2 separate regions of the Homo sapiens genome follow, and region 1 is linked to region 2. A link is an interaction called in ENCODE POLR2A ChIA-PET data of the cell type or tissue named here. Cell type or tissue: MCF 10A. All regions are shown on one strand. Links, peaks and the distances in the headings refer to the core of each region. The heading gives the core; the rest is flanking DNA.

What was found. ChIA-PET counts read pairs that join two places held together with the same protein. Peaks named below come from ENCODE experiments on the same cell type or tissue, not always from the same donor. Only the 100,000 strongest peaks of a DNase experiment are listed, where the experiment ranks them.
Region 1: POLR2A ChIA-PET joins it to region 2 with 6 read pairs; 2 of 35 experiments call an interaction of 5 or more read pairs at or near these places.

What each region holds. Positions count from the first base shown.
Region 1 is chr2:20,390,834-20,393,646 of GRCh38, forward strand. It overlaps the pseudogene SLC7A15P. Among named protein-coding and RNA genes, the nearest start is that of PUM2, 41 kb to the left of the region's middle. In MCF 10A, for the core only: no CTCF peak of the experiment used is centred there; a DNase peak (open chromatin) is centred at 1,348.
Region 2 is chr2:20,500,814-20,503,626 of GRCh38, forward strand. It overlaps LOC107985856 (a long non-coding RNA gene), which reads right to left and starts at 711. Exons shown (of 4, transcript NR_157978.1): 1 at 353-711. In MCF 10A, for the core only: no CTCF peak of the experiment used is centred there; a DNase peak (open chromatin) is centred at 1,448.

The DNA.
Region 1 (2,813 bases), core at 278-2,777, 110 kb before region 2:
CCACCATGACTTCCCTTCCATACCCAGCTCTGAAGTTTTCTGTGGGCAGATCTCAGCCCTGGCAGAAAGATCTGAACATTGCTTTTTATATCATGCTGAAGAGGGGAAGGCATGCTAATCAGAAGCAGATGCTTAAATGTGGGGAGGGCCTTATCTGGTGGGTGAGAGGAGGCCTGTTTGGGACCTTGGTGCAGCCCCCATGGGGGTTGCTCTGTGCCAAGCTCTGCAAGATATCTACCTGCATCTTGGTAAAGAATCGCCTCTTCTCTGTTTCGCTGAAGGTTATGTTTTAAATTTCAATAACAGCAACGCTGTGTTCGAATGCACAGTTTGGTACCGTGCCCAAACAGCAGCGAAGGAAAAAGCCTTGCAAATGCGTGCCTGGCTTTCCCAAGGTAAGCCAAGGGACACCCAGATCATGCCCTCCAGGAGACCAGTGGTGCCTCAGACATGGCTTCTTCTGAAGTGTCTTCCTACTTGGGGGTCTAAAGATGCCAATCTGCGACTGGTTTGAGCCTGGAAAATCTTGGAGTTCTGTGGGTCCAGAAGGAGTCCTCTTCTGTCCATTTGCTCTGGGCTTCAGAATGGTGTTCAGGGCTGGGGGTGCAGAGTGGGAGGAACTGTCTACACTCAGGTTTAATGCACTTTTCATTCATTCCTCAGAATGAACTGAATGTCTGTTCAATACATTTATTGGGGGACTCTAGGTCAGCTGGGGGCTGAGGCTGCAACAGTGTGAACCGATCCAAGTGCCCAAAACCTCTGTGTCTAGACCCTTCCCTGCCTATCTTCTCCATTGGGCCTCACCCATGCAGAGGCCGAGCAGTGAGGAGTCCCATTTTACAGACCCCCAGTGATTCCCCATTTCCAGTTGCAGAAGCCAAGGGTTGCAGTAGAAGCCCCAGTGTAGTGGCCCTCAGTCTGGGCCAGAGTCCTGAGAACCCAGGAACTAGGCAGGGTTGGGGCAGTGGGTCCTGAAATACTCCAGCTGGATTGATCAGGGAGTAGCAGACTAATGAGATCTTTAACTTCTCTGCCTCCTGTCTGTGGTTGCTCCTGCTGAGAATTCTTCTCCTTCCTAGCTACCTGAATCTCTTCCATTCTTCAAGGAGAGCCCAGCTTCTGGTCCTCCTCATTCCAGAAGCTTTGGTGATCACTCCACTCTTCTCCCAGCCCTGCCAGCCCCCTTGTACCTCTGCTGCTCTGATTCTAATTAATGACCCTCACAGCCTCCCAGCCCATCTGCCTGAATGAGTGTCTAGGCTGTGGGGGGGGGGGGGGGGCGTGAGCTCAGGAGGAGGGGCACCTGGCCTGACTCATCCCCCAGGGCGTGGCACAACTCCTTGCTGCTGGGATGAGCTCACCACTGTGCTGTGGAGCTTGTCCTGGTCACCTGAGCAATGCCTCCCTGGCTAACATGTGCCCCCTTCTCCCTGACCCTGCAGCAGAACCTGGTGTGGGCACTAGTGAGGGCCATCCCCCCTGGTCACCAGCCTGTATATCCTGGTCAACCTCAGTTACCTGCTAGTGCTATCACCCAGTGAGACCCTCTCTGCTGACGCTATGGCTGTGAACTGGGGGTGACTGCATCACACGGTGTGTCCTTTGGACACCGAGCAGACTTTCCAGGCTGGGGAAGGAAAGTGCTCCCTGTGTATTTAAACTTGTCTTTGAATGTGTCGCTTGCTCCATTTCTGAGTGGGGCCTTGTGGCTTCTTCCAGGGTGCTGTTGGAATTCCTTCCCCTGATCCCTTGATTTCCTTGGAACCAGGTTCTGGGCCTGGCTGGTGCCCTTGGCTGTTGCAGTCTCAACATTTGGTTCCATCAGTGAGATGTTCTTCAACGGAAATCGTTTGTGCTATGTGGCTGCAAGAGAGGGCCACGTGGTGAGAGATGGGGCCTGGGCCTGGGCAAGAAGGTGGGGCTGCAGGAGGGGTGCCACAGGGCCAGCCAGCTACGCTTTCTCCTGCCTGAAGCTTAGCATTTGGCCCAAAACAGGACTTTCCCTGTAAGATATAGCCCTCTTTTCTTCTGAGGATGGGACTTAGGCACTCCATACTTCTCAGCTTTAACTCTAATCCCTTTACTTCTGGGTTTTTGGGAGATCACAGTACGGAGTCACACTAGGTCGGGGACTGGCAATAAAGATATTTGTGCTCATTGGTAGTGCGGGGGCCATGGGGAGGAGAGACAATATTAGTGCGGTTGTGTACCCTCTGGGTCTTCTCCCCCTGGGGACTCTGCGCTGGTGTTACCTTTGACTGCAATACTGCTGAATAATAGACCCCAACTCTCAGTGGCTTGCAACAACATTTGACTGTTGTTCCCAAGTCAAGGGGTTGGCTGTGGCTTGGCTTCAGGCTGTGGCTTGCTTGGGGTCTCACCTTGGTCTGAGTCTATCCTTATCTCAGGTACTAAGGTCAAGGCAGTAGCCACTACTGGGGGCATGATATTGCCTATAGCAGGTAACAGAGGTTCAAGAGACCAAGCCAAACTACATAAGCATATTTAGAGAATCTACTTGTCACTCCAGCTCACATTTTATTGGTCCAAGCAAGTAACACAGCCAGACTCCACGTCAATGAATGGGGGACTGATATTCCTCCCACAAAGGTGGGGAGAGGAAGGCTGAATATTTGATGAATAATAATACAGTCTTGGCTGGGCGCGGTGGCTCACGCCTGTAATCTCAACACTTTGGGAGGCTGAGGCGGGCAGATCACCTGAGGTCAGGAGTTCAAGACCAGCCTGGCCAATATGGTGAAACTCCATCTCTACTAAAAATACAAAAATTAGCTGGGCGTAGTGGCGGG
Region 2 (2,813 bases), core at 270-2,769:
GCTGAGGTTGCAGTGAGCCGAGATTGCACCACTGCACTCCAGCCTGGGTGACAGAGTGAGACCCAGGCTCACTCAAAAAAAAAAAAAAAAAAAGAAAAGAAAGAATTTTGTGATTTATCTTTATTAGTAGGCATGTGTGCATGCAACTGGGTGTGTCCAAGAAGGGAGTCAGAGAGGAGGCTGAAATACCCTGAGGGAATTGCCAGTATTCCCTAGGGATGGAAAGCTATGACCACAAATAAGAAAGCTGGAGGTGAGGTGGGGGCTGGATTAAAGGGAGATGGAATTCAGACAGGGATCTGCTGAGTTTTAGGTGCTTCTTTGCTAGCCTTGGGCAGCGAGATACACTTACCTGCTATACACTGCCCAGGAAGAATCCCTGGTACTGCAGTGTGGATGGGGTCTCCAGCTTCTAGGCATGGACACGTTTGGAAAGGTGAGAAAACGTGAGAAAACAACAGTGGGCCCAGGGGACCGGTGCTCAGCATACCAAGGTCCTGCACCGGCACCGGTCTCTGAGTTCCCTCAGTTTTTATTGGTTATTATCTTCATTATTTCAGCAAAAAGGAATGTAGTAGGAGGGCAGGGTGATAATAAGGAGAAGGTCAGCAACAAACATGTGAGCAATAGAATCTACGTCATAATGAAGTTCAAGGGAAGGTACTATGCCTGGATGTGCACGTAAGCCAGATTTATGTTTCTCTCTACCCAAATATCTTAGCAGAGTAAAGAATACCAAGGCAGCATTGCTGCAAACATGTCTTTCCTCCCACCATAGGGCGATTTTTCTCCTATCTCAGAATTGAACAAATGTACAGTCGGGTTTTATACCGAGACATTCAGTTCCCAGGGGCAGGCAGGAGACAGTGGCCTTCCTCTATCTCACCTGCAAGAGGCTTTCCTCTTTGACTAATCCACCTCAGCACAGACCCTTTACGGGTGTCGGGCTGGGGGACGGTCAGGTCTTTCTCATCTCACGAGGCCATATTTCAGACTATCACATGGGGAGAAACCTTGGACAATACCCCGCTTTCAAAGGCAGAGGTCCCTGTGGCTTTCCGCAGTGCATTGTGCCCCTGGTTTATTGAGACTAGAGAATGGCGATGACTTTTACCATGTATACTGCTTGTAAACATTTTGTTAACAAGGCACGTCCTGCACAGCCCTAGATCCCTTAAACCTTGATTTCATACAACATATGTTTTTGTGAGCTCCAGATTGGGTCAAAGTGGTCGGGTCAAACTGGCTGGGGCAAAGCTACAAATTAACAACATCTCAGCAAAACAATTGTTCAAAGTACAGGTCTTTTTCAAAATGGAGTCTTTTATGTCTTTCCTTTCTACATAGACACAGTAACAGTCTGATCTCTCTTTCTTTTCCCTACAATGATCATGAGTCACACATGCACATCTGTTGTTACAACATTCTATCAGATGCCAGATCACCCTCCTTCCATCACGTCACAAGCTGTAAGACCCGACTTGCGTAAGCAATCTCCTGGGCTTTTTGAGGGTTAAGTATTATGTTTATTGCAGCACCTATGCTTTTCTATTTTTTATTTTATTTTATTTTATTTTTGAGTCAGAGTCTTGCTCTGTTGCCCAGGCTGGAGTGCAGTGGTGCCATCTCGGCTCACTGCAAGCCCTGCCTCCCGGGTTCACACCATTCTCCTGCCTCAGTCTCCCAAGTAGCTGGGACTACAGGTGACTGCCACAACGCCCGAATAATTTTTCTTTTTTTCGTATTTTTTAGTAGAGACGGAGTTTCACCATGTTAGCCAGGATGGTGTCGATCTCCTGACCTCGTGATCCTCCCGCCTCAGCCTTCCAAAGTGCTGGGATTATAGGCGTGAGCCACCACGCCCGGCTGCAGCACCTACGCTTTTCTTAACCACTTAACATGTGTAAAACTGCACTGCCTCTTTTATTAGCACTTCTCTCTCTTTTTCAAATGTGTCACTGATGAAGTTTTCAAGCGTTGTTCCCCTAACTCCATTTTCCCATAAGCCTCATGGTTCCTATTGTGGAATTTTGCATAGTGCAAGGAATTTTAGGAACACACATGTTGTGTTATAGCAGAACTGATGGTACTCCCTTTTCCTTGATTTGTCTTATAAAGGTTTTGTTATTGGAATTACAGCTTGTTTGTTAGAATTGAGATTCAAAAGTATACTGTGATTAGTTGCTATATCTCTTAAATATTCCTCTCTCTCTTTCTCTGTCTCTCTCTCTCTGGTATATAAATATTTAAAGACACTAAGTGGTATGTCCTGTAGGGTTTCTTAGAGTCTAGATTTTGATTATTGTCTCCCATGGTGTCCTTTAACCATGCTATTCCCTGCGTTTCTTTTAAACCGGTACGTAGTAAGATTAGAGACTTGATCAGACTCAGGTTCTATGTTTATGACAAGACTGCATTATAGGGGGTGCTCAGATGGTACATAACACCTGCCTGTCCCTCTTTTCATGGAGTTAACATTACTGTTGATTCTTATCTTTATTATTTCATTTATTAGGGGGTGCAAAATGGTGACATGCTAGTTCTACCATTCCTTCTTCATTTATTAGTCAGAATAGTTCTAAAATGAATTTTTTTCTTATTTATGATCTGAATATCTTGAGGTCCAATTCATACAGGAGAGGCAGAATAAATGCTTGTTTCCCATTATTTTTCAGTTTTTCAAGTAATGAGTAGTTTTCTTGAATCTTCCAAAAGTGACCAATAAAGTTTTGTTTCGTTCAATATCATTATAAACTCATGAATTTAAGTATGTTTGATGCACTTTAATCCATTGTGGTTCTTTTTCTTTTTCT